Regions from separate parts of the Homo sapiens genome. Here region 1 is linked to region 2. A link is a contact called in ENCODE Hi-C data. All regions are on one chromosome and are shown on one strand. The core of a region is the stretch at or near the end of the contact, and the rest is flanking DNA. Distances in the headings are between cores, read along the strand shown. Region 1 holds the start of SALL1 (spalt like transcription factor 1). Region 2 holds the start of CBLN1 (cerebellin 1 precursor).

Region 1 (5,570 bases), core at 1,079-3,578, 1.9 Mb before region 2:
AATAATGGCATTTGAAGCACCACCTATGGAAACATTATTATCTTCATTCTTCAACATCAGCCCCACTGATAGCTTCGTTTGTCTTTTTATCAAAATCTACTGTACCCATCAGGACCTGGCGAGAACGGGAGAGCGAGGCGGAGAGGGTGTGAATGTGTGTGTTAGGGAGTGAGCGAGGGCAGAAGATAAGTAAGAGAAAAGGTGGAAAACGGACGAGCAGGGAGAGAGAAGGGAGAAGTTATACCAATAAAAAAAAATAAAGTCAGCAGATGAAAAACAGAAACATTCATCGGCACACACACACATTTACACCTTAAAAGAAAAGATTTAAGAAGCTAAGAGAAAGGGAAGGGTCCTCTACCGGAGCGCAGTACAGGTCCGGAGTACACGAAGTCGGCTCGGGAGACCGGTGCCCACTTCGCGCGAACCGACCGTGGCACCGGCCAGACTCAAGGGCGCTCGCGAATTGGGGCGTCCTTATGAGCCCTCTCCTTTCCTGATCGTGAGATAGGGCAGGGATTGTGTATCTGCACCCCCCTCCTCCCCCATTACTCAGCCGAAGTTTAGTTTAGTTTAGTCCTTCGGGCGCAAGACTTCGAGAACCTTGGAGCGAGGAGACCCCGAGGCGCGAGGGGAAAGAGCTAGGCTGAGCCGCGTACCGAGTCTCAGGTTCGCGGGCGCCTGAGCCCGGCAGAGGGATCGGGCTCCTGGCTCTGGGCTCTGGGGCGAGGGTAGGGAGGTTGCATCTCAGCTTGAGGGAGATGGTGATAGAGCGAAAAGTTCGGGCGCCGCGCTCGGCAAGTGCCCAAAAAGTGGAGGCGAGCTTCGGCGCCGCCAGGCAGCCTCGGACAGAACACCTCCCCACCGCCCTCCCCCCACCCCGCTTTCCGGCTCTGCGCCGCCACCTCGTCCCGGAAGGCTGGGGCGCGGCCCCCTCCCCAGGGCGGGGTGCCCAGGGGTCCCAGGGACTGGCCCAGTCCAGTGCCGGGTCCGCCCGGGCTGTGTCTCCCTAGGCCGGTGCTCGCTGCTGCGCTCAGTGTGAGCCGCAGCCCCTCCCCTCCCCCCGGCCGGAGCTGAACTCGGAGCCCAGGCCGGTCCCCGCTCTCCGCCCGCCCGGGGCTCTGCGGCGCCACCGCTGCCGCCGCCTCCCCGCGGAGTGACGCGCCCTGCAGCCAACCGGGGCAGCCGGGGGGGAGGTCCGGGAGGGGTCCTGGGCGGAGCCGGGCCGCCCCCTTATCCCACGGGCTCGGGGCTGCTTCTCCCGAAAACTTCAGCCCTAATTGTCCTGGGAATGTCCGAGGTAGAGAAAGGGAGCGAGGGAGCAAGCAAGAAGCTGGAGGATCAGTGCCCCTGGCGGGGAGGGGATGGGGTGGCGGGAGAACTGCCCCTCCCCCCAGCCACAAACCCATCAGGTTCCCAAACCTTTCCTGGATCCTCTTCTCCGCGCCCCCGCGAGCCCGGGATCCAGGGGATGGAGAACTCGGGGCGGAGGAGCGCCGAGCCAGGCGGGAGGGAGGCCGAGCCGTGGGCGGGAGGCGGACCGGCGTGGGGCTGGCTCTTCCCCACTCGCTTATTTTTTTTTTTAATGGGGGTGGGGGTGGGCTGCTTTCTGGTAGCTCTTAAAGAAACGAAGAAACACTCACGAAACGGGACGCCCTCCCCCCTGATCCCGCCGCGGGACTCCCTCCCCCCGCGGGCCGGCGCGCCTCGCCCCCGAGTTGGGAAGTTCGCAGCGCGCCGGCAGCCCGGGTCCCCAGCCCTCGCCGCCCGGCCCCACCCCCCACCCGGGGCGGCTCAATTCCGGGGAGGGCATGCTAATTTGGGTCGGCCCAGCCCGGGATTGTGGGGGGGGGCGAAGGAGGGAGGGAAGAGGGAGGGGAGAGGGAGAGAGCGGGGGGCGCCTGCCGGGGCGCCGGGCCCGCAGTGGAGAGGAGGCCGGCCCCCGGCGGCCGGGCCGCGGAGTCCCGGGCGGTCGCAAAGAGGGTTAACCCAGTGTCGGGCGGCGCGGCGCGCAGAGCCAGCCCCGCGGCCGGCTTATTGGGCCAGCGCGCGGAGAGACAGGGGTCTGCAGCAAATCACGAACTAATTGATTAAGGCGAGCGGGTTTGAATAGCGCTGGCCCGGTGCCAATCGCCTTTCAAAGAGCCCCTCTATGATTAATCGCAATGCATTATTGATAATCATAATTATAGCAGGACACATGCGCGCTGCGCCCGGGGCCGGGGAGCCGGGGAGGGGGCGGGCGGGCCGGCGGGCGGGGGGAGCCGCCGCCGCCGCCGCCGCTCGATTTCCGTAATTTTGAGAAGATTTTTTTTTAGTAATTTTTTATTCTGCCCCAGCTGATGTTTGAGCCAGCATGTCGCGGAGGAAGCAAGCGAAGCCTCAACATTTCCAATCCGACCCCGAAGTGGCCTCGCTCCCCCGGCGAGATGGTGAGTGCTCCGGCCCGCGCCGTGGACACACACACACGCACTCACACTCACGCACACTCGGACCCACTCACACGCGGCTGGCCCCCGCGCCCCCTACCTCACCGCCGCCGCGGCCCCGATTGCTTCTTCCACTCGGCGTAATTTTTTTTTTCTTTTTAATTTTCAATGTGCCTTTGCTGGGCTTTCCCCCGCTGCCCCGGGGAAAGCGAGCACATCTCCCGGCAGGATCTTTCCGGAGTTGTTGGGTCCTCCCGGGGGAAGGAGGGCGGGCATGCCGGCCTGGCTTCTCCGTCCCTGCTTTTCCGGGGATCCCAGCCGCGGCCAAGACCCGGGAGCCCCATGAGGCGTGGGTGCGGGTGGAGGTCGCCCCGGCCTGACCGCACGGGGCCCCTAGCGCTCCCGGCGCCGGCCCCAGGGCACCCGGCCCGGCCTCCGCCGCCCGGCCTTGCTGCCAGCGGTAAGGAAGTTTACTTCGGGCGCTGGGCTGAACTCCGAGCGTGGGGGAGTTCGCTGCGCCCCCCTGCCCCCACGCACACTCCCCCTCGGCCTGCGAGGCAGAACCGGGTGTCTTTGGAGGTTCAGAGCTGCAAGAAGATGGGGACTGGTGTCGGGGCGCCAGCGCCTGACCCGCTGGGGTTGCGGCCGGGGTGGAGAGTGCTGCTGGCCGCCAGTTGTTCCGGAGACGGTGCAAACGGACGGGGAAAGTGTCGGGGTCTGGCTCGCAAAATTTATCTCCGCATCTCTTCCCACAACACTTGCACCCTCTGCCCCCCAAAATCTTTCTGGTCGGTATGCGCCCTCTGCGGATCGTGGTGCTCCCTACTTCCAGGGGGGTCAGGGAAGAAGTCATAGAATAGTTTTCCAGGTTTGCGGGTGGCCAGCCAGAGTGGAATCCCCCCTGAAACAGGGGCACTTGTTTTCTCCGATGGAGGCGACAACTGTGGGTCCCGAAGGGGCTGAACAAGTCCAGAACAAAGTTTGTGTGTGGGGGCTATGGCAGAGAGTGGAAGAGATCCGGGCAGGGAGTTGGGGTACAAAGGGAGGACACCTGGAATCCCTCCTTGCTCCTAAAGGTGTTTCACGGTACCGGCCTCAAAGCTCCCAGGCCTAGCGCCCGAGGCGGTGTAGCGGCGCCCGGACTCGGGTCCCCGGGTCGTCCCGGCACGATGCTGGCCTCTCGGCTGTGGGAGGACGCACAAGGAGCAATCTCGGCGGGGTCTCAGCGGCTCCGGATGCCACTCGGGATGCCCACGCCCTAGGCGGCATTTTGGGGTGTGAAGGAGGGAGCTGGGCCCCGACAGAGCTCCGAAGCGTGACCCTGATCGGCACCTCAGCCCACTAAGCTGCGGCCGCCCGGGCCCCCAGGTCCCCGGCTCGTTTCCCAGAGGCCTGCCTCTCGGTAGAGCTGGGGCACAGTGAAGCGAAGGGACCCCCGCTCCCTTTACCCCTGATGTCGGGAAAGGGGAATCCTGACTTGGGGTCCCTGTAAAAAAATGGAGGACTTGAAATTAATTAAGAAATGCTTTACAATAGCCCTCCTCCCGGCCCCCAGTGTTTCCTCAAGCTTGAATCCTTACCCACGGCCTCTGCGATTTCTCAGTCCGCTGAAAAGAGCCCCTGAACCCCGCTTTCCACCCCAAGCGAAAGCGAGCACGCGGGGTAGATGGAGGTGAGATGACCCAAGGCCGCAGCAGCTGCGCCGAGTATTTTTCCGGGTTTTCTCAGCTTAGTTTCTTCTGCTTCCCGCAGTCACACTCATCTTTCCTAAAGTTTCTGGTGAGACCTTTTGCACCGGAAAACTGTTCAGGTTAACAGTTTGTACACAAAAAAGCAAACTAGAGATAAGAGAGCATTATATAGTGTGTTTTGTAAATTTGTACTGGTTTTCTACATTTAAAAAAAAAAAGTCTCGGCCTTCGAGGAGAAATGATGCGTGGAAGATCTTTGCCTTTTGCCTTCAGTATCAGGAATTTTTAATAGTTAAGTCTTCTCATAAAGCAATAATATAAAAGGAGTTCACTACCTCTTACCATTATTCTTTATTAGTACTATTTTTTTCAATTTAGTTTATTTGAGCTTTGAGGTAAGTTAAGTAACTCAATCAAGTTTCCTTTCTTTCTCTTTTCTCTCCTTCTTTTGATTTCTTTCTCTTCCTTCCTTTCTTTTTTCTTCGCAAAAGCTGGTACATTGTCCTAAAGAAGCAGTAAACTGTTAGGGGCTCCCTAGGAAACACCCCCTCCCAGCCTTCTTTCCTCACCTCTCCCCACCCCCTCCTCTTTTTCTTCAGTAGTAATGGTTTTAGGTTATGACTGTTTTTACATGGTTGAACAATAAGTTTGGGAGAAGTTGCCTAGAGGGTAGATTTTGTAATAGGGTTTCAGGATTTAGTGTGTTGTAATAATATTAGTACACAAGTAATCCTCCCCCAACGCTGGACATACAGGAGGGCCTAACATACTCCAGTTCTTTTATTTGGGAGTAGTTCTGAAATAAATGGCATTGAAAGTTCATGACATAACTCAAGGTTACCTTTTAAAAGTCACCTTTTCTGCAGTGAGTTCAGCAATCTCATTCTTCTCCCCACATATAACCCATACTTCTAGGAGTAGCTGGATTTTCTGTTTTGTTTTGTTTTTTACGTAAAGAAACATTGTTATATTTTTAGAAGGCAAGCCCCTTTTCAAACATTCTGATTACTTTTTCTTATGTCTTGAGATGGTCTTTGAAATATGACAAATGAAATATGAAACATACCAAATTAAATCTAGTTCATGCACTTCTCATTTATCAGCACCTCAGATTGTATGACTTCTACCCAGAGTGAGACCTAGAAAAGTTTGTAGACCTAAGTTACAGGAGCCCTAAAGAAGCAGCTCCCAAAGCTGAAAGCAGCTAGGGCTGCTTGGTGTTGTGTGTCCTGCCTGTGTGTGTTTGAGTGTGTGTGTGCTTACAAAGAAAATCCAGACCATGCTAAGGAGCCACACAGACAGCTTCATCTGAAGCAAATGCAAACAAAATACAAAAACAAAAACAAAAATGAGTATTTGGTCGATTTCAGGATGCTGGTATTTTATTTTACTTTAGTGTACAGCTGCTATGCCAGAAACACTCTAAACTTGGTAATTTTTCTGCTTCTTA
Region 2 (6,242 bases), core at 296-2,795:
AGAGGCTAGCCCAGAGGCAGAGGGCAGGAGCGCTCAGCCGGCGCCCCGCGTCTCTCCAGCTCCCGACGCTGCGCTGGCTCCGCTGAGCACGCCAGGATCAAGGTCGCCTGGTGGGGACCGGAGCGCCAGGAGCCTGTGGGAAGCGTTCCAGCCGGCCTCTGACTGGGATCCGGCGCCGCGTTTCTGCTTTGGACTTGACTGACAGGTCCCCCCGCCCTCCCGCCGCCCTACTACCAGCCTGGGTTCATCCTTCAGGGCTACGTCTACCGCACCCGGGCTGGAAAGCCTGGAGCGCGCCCTTCCTCTCCTCATCTTCTCAGCTCTCCTTTCTCCCTGCCACTTGGCAAAGCTGCATTTTGACTTTCACGTTTTGGACTACGTGTGTGTAGTTCCAAGTCCATGCGTGGCACGAAAATCCACTTAGGGTAAAAATTATTCTCGAAAAATCGCCCATCTCAGGATCTGGTGTCTACACTCAAGGCTAGGAGGTGCAGGTACGGGTGCGTAAAGCATGCCGTAAGGGTGCACAGTAAATAAAAAGTACGGATGCAAAATGTAAATTTTAAGTGCAAAACAGAAAAGCAGTACTCGTTGCCGCCCCGCACGCTGGGTTTTAAGGGGCACGAAGGTGGGCCTCGGCTGCTTTTGCTCAGCCCCGCGTCCTCAGCGCCCGGCCCAGTACCCGGTACTCCGTAGGGGTTCAATGATCTCCCCTGAATAAGTGAACGAATTAACAAATGAATGAATGACCGCTCGATCCGACCTCCGCGGCCGGCAGAGCAGTCGCTGGAGAGGCGGGAGAGAGCGAGAGGCCAAGCTCCACCATCGCGGCCGCCGGCTGGGGCAGAGGGACACGGAGACACTCGGCGCCCCGGCTCCGCACCGAGTCCCCGCGGTGAGTGCCCGCCCAGCAGCTCCCGGGCACCACGTGCGCCCGCCAGAGCCGCGCAGGCCCCGCCCCGCCGCGCGCGCACGCGCCCTGCACCCCGGCCGCCGGGACCCTGAGCCAGGCTCGCCCAGCGCGCCGGCTGCCCTCGCGCCCGCGCCCGCTGGGGGGCGCTCCCCTCCCAACGGGCGCGCCCACAGGCGGGCAGGCGACTCGCAGCCTCCAGCGATTCCACTCCCGACCCCGGGGCGCGCCGCCTCCTACCTGAGGGCCGACGAGTGGGGGCGGGCAGGAGGGCCGAGGGAGGCGGAACAGGATCGAGGCGCGAGGCGGGAGTCGAGAAAGCGAGCGGCCGAGGCGACTCTCAGTGCGCGGACGCGGGCGCGCGCCCGCGCTCCCTTCGTCGACTCACGGCGAGAGCCCAACCCTGCTGCCGCGCGCCACCCGCCTCGCCGCGCCTAATAACAACGGCGCCCGGGGTCAGGTGGCCGAGCGCGGACAGCGCCGCCATTGGCTCGGTGGGGAGCGCGGCGCGTCAGGATTGGCTGGGGGGCGTGGCCTCGGCCGGGGCGGGGGCAGGGCCTCGGAGGGAGGCGGGCCGGGAGGCGGCGGGGGCGGGGCCAGGCCGAGGTCCGCGCCTTTGTGCCCGGCGCGCGCTCTCCGCCCGCTCCGGCTGCAGCGCCGGCTGCATCAATAATTCAGAGCGGCGGCGGCGGCGGCAGCGGCGGGTGCGGGCAGGAGGCGGCGGCAGCAGCGGGACCGAGCAGCAGCGGCTATGCATCCAAGTGCGGCTGGGCAGCCGCGGCACCCCTGAGGCCCGGGAGGGGCTCCGGGAACACAGCGCGGAGGGGACGCTAGTCGCGGAGGGGACGCTAGTCCCGGAGTGCGAGGAAGAGGTGTAGTGTCCAGAGCGGCGGCGGCGGAGCTGCGCACGGAGCTGAGGAGGGGGCTTCGGAGCGGGACTGGGACGGGGGGGGCGGCTGGCGCGAGCAGCCCTGGGGGTGGGGGGCGGGGTGGGCGCCGGCGGCGCGATGCTGGGCGTCCTGGAGCTGCTGCTGCTGGGGGCTGCGTGGCTGGCGGGCCCGGCCCGCGGGCAGAATGAGACGGAGCCCATCGTGCTGGAGGGCAAGTGCCTGGTGGTGTGCGACTCCAACCCCACGTCCGACCCCACGGGCACTGCCCTGGGCATCTCTGTGCGCTCTGGCAGCGCCAAGGTGGCTTTCTCTGCCATCAGGAGCACCAACCACGAGCCGTCCGAGATGAGTAATCGCACCATGATCATCTACTTCGACCAGGTGAGTGTTCCTTCCTCCCGCGGCGTGCAGATTGGGCTGGTGAAGGAGGGATGGATGGAAGACCGATGCCCGGTCCTCTCCAAGGGCTCTGCGGAGGCGCGGGGACGACAGTCCGGGACCGATTCCTGCCCACTCCCCTTCGTTCCCGTCTCGTTATAGGTACTAGTGAACATTGGGAACAACTTTGATTCAGAACGCAGCACTTTCATCGCCCCGCGCAAAGGGATCTACAGTTTTAACTTCCACGTGGTAAAAGTCTACAACAGACAAACCATACAGGTCAGCCGACGCCTCGTGCCGGGCCCTGGCCCCGTAGGGGGGTTACTGGCCTCAGGGGTGCTCGGGCTGTCCGGAGGTGGTAGGCAGAAGTGGCGGCTGCATGTACTTCGGGCTGCTTGGAGGGACAGATAGCGGGGCCTCTCAGTTCTGTGGCTTCAACTGTCCTCTGCTTTCCCTGTCTCTGGCTCTTGGGATCCAGCCCCATCCCCCGAGAGACAGAATTTTCTGCTTCTGCCTTCCGGGCCTCTCCGAAGGGTTCCCTGGATTTCAGGGACTTCCTTGTAACGGCTGTTGTTAGCGCCCCAGACAGCTGCCGCTTGGGAAGCCTTCCCGGACTCCCCAGGAAGCACCGCGACAGTACACCCTACCCCTTGCCCCGGCTCAGAAGCCTGCGATGCGGCTTGCGTGCTTGTCTTCAGCACCACGGACGGGGCCCCCGTTTTCTCCCACTTGTCCCCAATCCCCACCCCGTGCGGACTGTGGGTTTTTGAGCTAGCAGCATTTAGCCCCGGAGGGTGAGGGGTAGAGAGAGGAGGGAGGGAGGGGGCGTAGTGCTACTCTCTCCCGGCTCCAGCCGTGTCCCAGCAATCACTCGCCGGCTCTCCGGGTCCCCAAAGATGTCCAGGTTTCCCTTGGGCGCCGAGAGAGGTGGGACGCACAGCTGGGGAGAGGGCGCGAGGCCCTTGGCTGACGGTGCCACCACAGGGGCAAAACCAGGCGGTGGCGGGCGCGGCTGGATGGGGGAGGGAATTGAGCCCGTGGTTTGGGGAGGAAATACATTGTGCCGCTCGGTGCGAGACTTCTAATCACAAATCACAGTGGCTTCTCCACTGTGTCCTGGCAGCTGGGTCCAGGAGGGATCAGGGGCTTTTTGTTTGTTCGTTTTTGTTTTTCCGGTAGCGCCAGAAGGAGCCTGAGTTGCTGGGTTTTTTTTGTTTGTTGTTTGTTTTTTGAGGCTGAGGGGAAACGGGAGAGAGGTCAAAGGTCTCAGGGCGCTAGAGCCACCTCATGGGTTTATTAAATTGGATCACAGAGCACAGTCGAGATTCGCTTGGCGCGCTCATTTGAGAAACTGGAATAAGAGCAACTCCCGTTTTGGGGACAGGCCCTTCCTGTCACCCAGATGTGTGGTCTTTCGCCCCACTGGAGCCTCAGCAGTAAGCTGCAAAGCCCCTTTTCCTCCATTCGCCCCCCCCACCCCCCACCTCTCCGTGCTTCCAGGCCTTACAGGCTGTTAGCCAAGCAAGGAGGAGGTTCGCTCCACCGCGGCTTCGGTGCCTGCCTAGGTTGCGCCTCTGAAGCGGGCCTTTCTCTTTCTCAGGTGAGCCTCATGCTAAACGGGTGGCCGGTGATTTCAGCCTTCGCTGGTGACCAGGACGTGACCCGGGAGGCCGCCAGCAACGGAGTCCTAATCCAAATGGAGAAAGGCGACCGAGCATACCTCAAGCTGGAGCGGGGAAACTTGATGGGGGGCTGGAAGTACTCGACCTTCTCCGGATTCCTGGTGTTTCCTCTCTGACTGGCTCGTAGCCGGAAGGGAGGCAGGGAGAGGGCGAAGGCAGGAAGGGGAGTGAGAAAGAGGCTGAAATTAAGAGGGCGAGAAAGCAGCACGACTTGAAACTTCCTACATGTTCTCTAACTGTATCTGGGTAAAAAGGTGCGCGCCAGCTGTGGGACAACTTTGTCCATTTCCTTATTAGGAGAAATAAATTTCGCTTAGCTCTGCGCACTCCCATTTCCAAAAATAAACTCGCCTCCCCCATTCCAGTTGCAGTAATCAAGAAAGAGACTGCCTTGTCATTGTTTCTTATCCCCCAACTTCATGTTCCCTGCAATTTATTTAAAGAAACTTTGTATTTCACTACATAATCTGAAATCTTTCTCCCTAGCCCCCTCTGAATCCTTCTGCCTACTGAAATCTGATATATTACACACCCCCAACCTTTTTTTTTTCAGTTTGGAAAGGGGTAAAGTTTTGTTGTTGTTGTTGTTTTGTTTTGGATGGGGAAGGTAGTTTTAATTTGGCAAGTGTTGCTCTTCTTAAAACACTGCTCAAATTAATTAGCTGAAGATACTTAGTATCCTCGGCTGCTTGTTAGCAGAGAAAGGACTCACCTTAGTGGTGACTGGTTTAAAAAATATAAATATATATCATTTGTATACGAAGAACTCTTCCCAGTGGAAACTGGCTGTGTTTCCGTATTTCTATGTTCTATTCGGAGTGATCGTGAAATCTAAGGCTGCTTGATGTTCTGATGCTTGTCAATGCCGTCGTGCTCTGTGACTCCACGAAACGCCAAGGAGCTTCTTCCGGACGCCTCCTCTTCCTCTGTAACATACGTGTGAATAGTCAAGGTTTAATTTTGCTTTAATCTAATAAAGTCGAAGTGGGACTTTTATTTTTCTGAAACAGCTTTCTAAAATCCGCATCTTCCCCAGCTGCGAGGTTGGGGGTCTGGGGTGCCAAAGGGCGAGGTTCCGAAAGGCAGGAGACTTGGGGGAACGCAACCATAGAAAGGCCTGGGCGCGAGGGCTTCCTTGCAAAGCCGGCCTTGCGCTCCTTCCTGCGCCAGGCCGGGGACCAGCACTGCATTCGCCTGTGTTCACAGCTTTGGCGGAAACGTAAGAAATGTGGCCGAAATCTTGCTAGGCCAGGCGCGGCCGCCGGCCCAGGAGCGAAGTTTGATTTTTTTCTTTGCATTCCAAATGCATCAGGAATAGTCCCAGTTTGAGGACCCAAACGACCCTGCCTGGAGCGGCAGACTCCTCAGGCCTTCTGTCCCCGGATGTCTCCCACCGCGTCCCCCTCGCAGTTCCCGAAGCAGCGTATGTTTTATACACCGCCTCTGAATCCGGAGTCCACCCGCCGCATACTCGGGCGCCCAGGACCTATGATTCCGCTCATTCACAGGACTTTATTCAAGAGGTTCGTCCAGGAGTTTTGATTGTATCGGAACATAATGTGAAAGCAAAAATGAAATAAACGACTTCGTTTTAAGTCTGAAAGGCTGACCCAGTTGCTTCGGCAGCGGGGAGGTCGGGAGCCGGAGCGAGTGGGCAGCCTAGGGCGAAGGGCCGGGAGCTGGGAGCTGCAGCCGGGTGGTCCCCTGCAGTTGTGGTTCCTTTCAGAGAAACGTTTTCCTGGCCCAATATTCAGGAATGAATTTTATTTCCTCTAGGGGCGTGGGGAGAAGGGAAAGTTAATAATAGCACAATAAACAACGTTTCTCGGATTTATCCCAGCGGCTGGTTCGAGTTAGAAATTCACGGAGCACGGGGCCTCTGTTGAAACCCGGGCCCGTTTCTTCTCCGCATGCAATCCGGTAAGCCGTGGAGCAGCTCTAGCGGGCGCCCTTGCAGCCCTGTGCCTCCGGGACCCACAGAGATAGATAGGGACTTCGCGAGTGAGGAGTGGACCCGAGTACTTTTCTGTTTCTGCCCAACAGTTTCCCTTCTACTCTGTTAGGCCCCAGGGAAGTGTGAATGAGAAGAAATAAGGGGCCTTAAAGGGATTTAAAGAAAAACTGCTTTTAATAAAGAGACGCGCTTTCTCCGAAGTCTCCTGGTTGGGAAGGAGAGGTCGGAGACAGTTGGAGCCTTTGGCAGCGAAACTAGCTCCACCCAGCAGCTCTGCCGTTGCAGGGCCAGCCCTCCGGGCTTGTGGAGACCCTATAGTCAGTAGGGTGCGTGTAAGCTTGAGGCTGTAGGGCCGCGAAGGTTGGAGAGCCACCGCTCAAGGAAGCTGCCCCTGTACGCTTTGGCGCTCCCTGGGCTGCAGGTGG

Evidence for each region. Hi-C counts contacts between places; a loop is a spot of excess contacts on that map. Pooled maps may share reads with other maps.
Region 1: a map of naive thymus-derived CD4-positive, alpha-beta T cell shows a loop between it and region 2 (26-fold over the local background). The contact joins the promoter of SALL1 here to the promoter of CBLN1 in region 2. A Hi-C loop is called at or near these places in 1 of 168 maps with a recorded cell type or tissue (naive thymus-derived CD4-positive, alpha-beta T cell), 1 of 37 single-sample maps with no recorded cell type and 7 of 50 pooled maps.

What each region holds. Positions count from the first base shown.
Region 1 is chr16:51,148,028-51,153,597 of GRCh38, reverse strand. It overlaps SALL1 (spalt like transcription factor 1), which reads left to right and starts at 2,328. Exons shown (of 3, transcript NM_002968.3): 1 at 2,328-2,432. The coding sequence starts at 2,357. RefSeq lists an enhancer at 2,631-3,131.
Region 2 is chr16:49,277,141-49,283,382 of GRCh38, reverse strand. It overlaps CBLN1 (cerebellin 1 precursor), which reads left to right and starts at 1,545. Exons shown (of 3, transcript NM_004352.4): 1 at 1,545-2,181; 2 at 2,341-2,460; 3 at 3,782-5,466. The coding sequence starts at 1,918. The coding sequence ends at 3,979. It overlaps SYNAGE (synapse stability regulating cerebellar lncRNA), which reads right to left and starts at 1,321. Exons shown (of 4, transcript XR_933530.4): 1 at 1,151-1,321. RefSeq lists silencers at 892-991, 1,362-1,471 and enhancers at 1,824-2,441, 4,519-5,043, 5,044-5,570.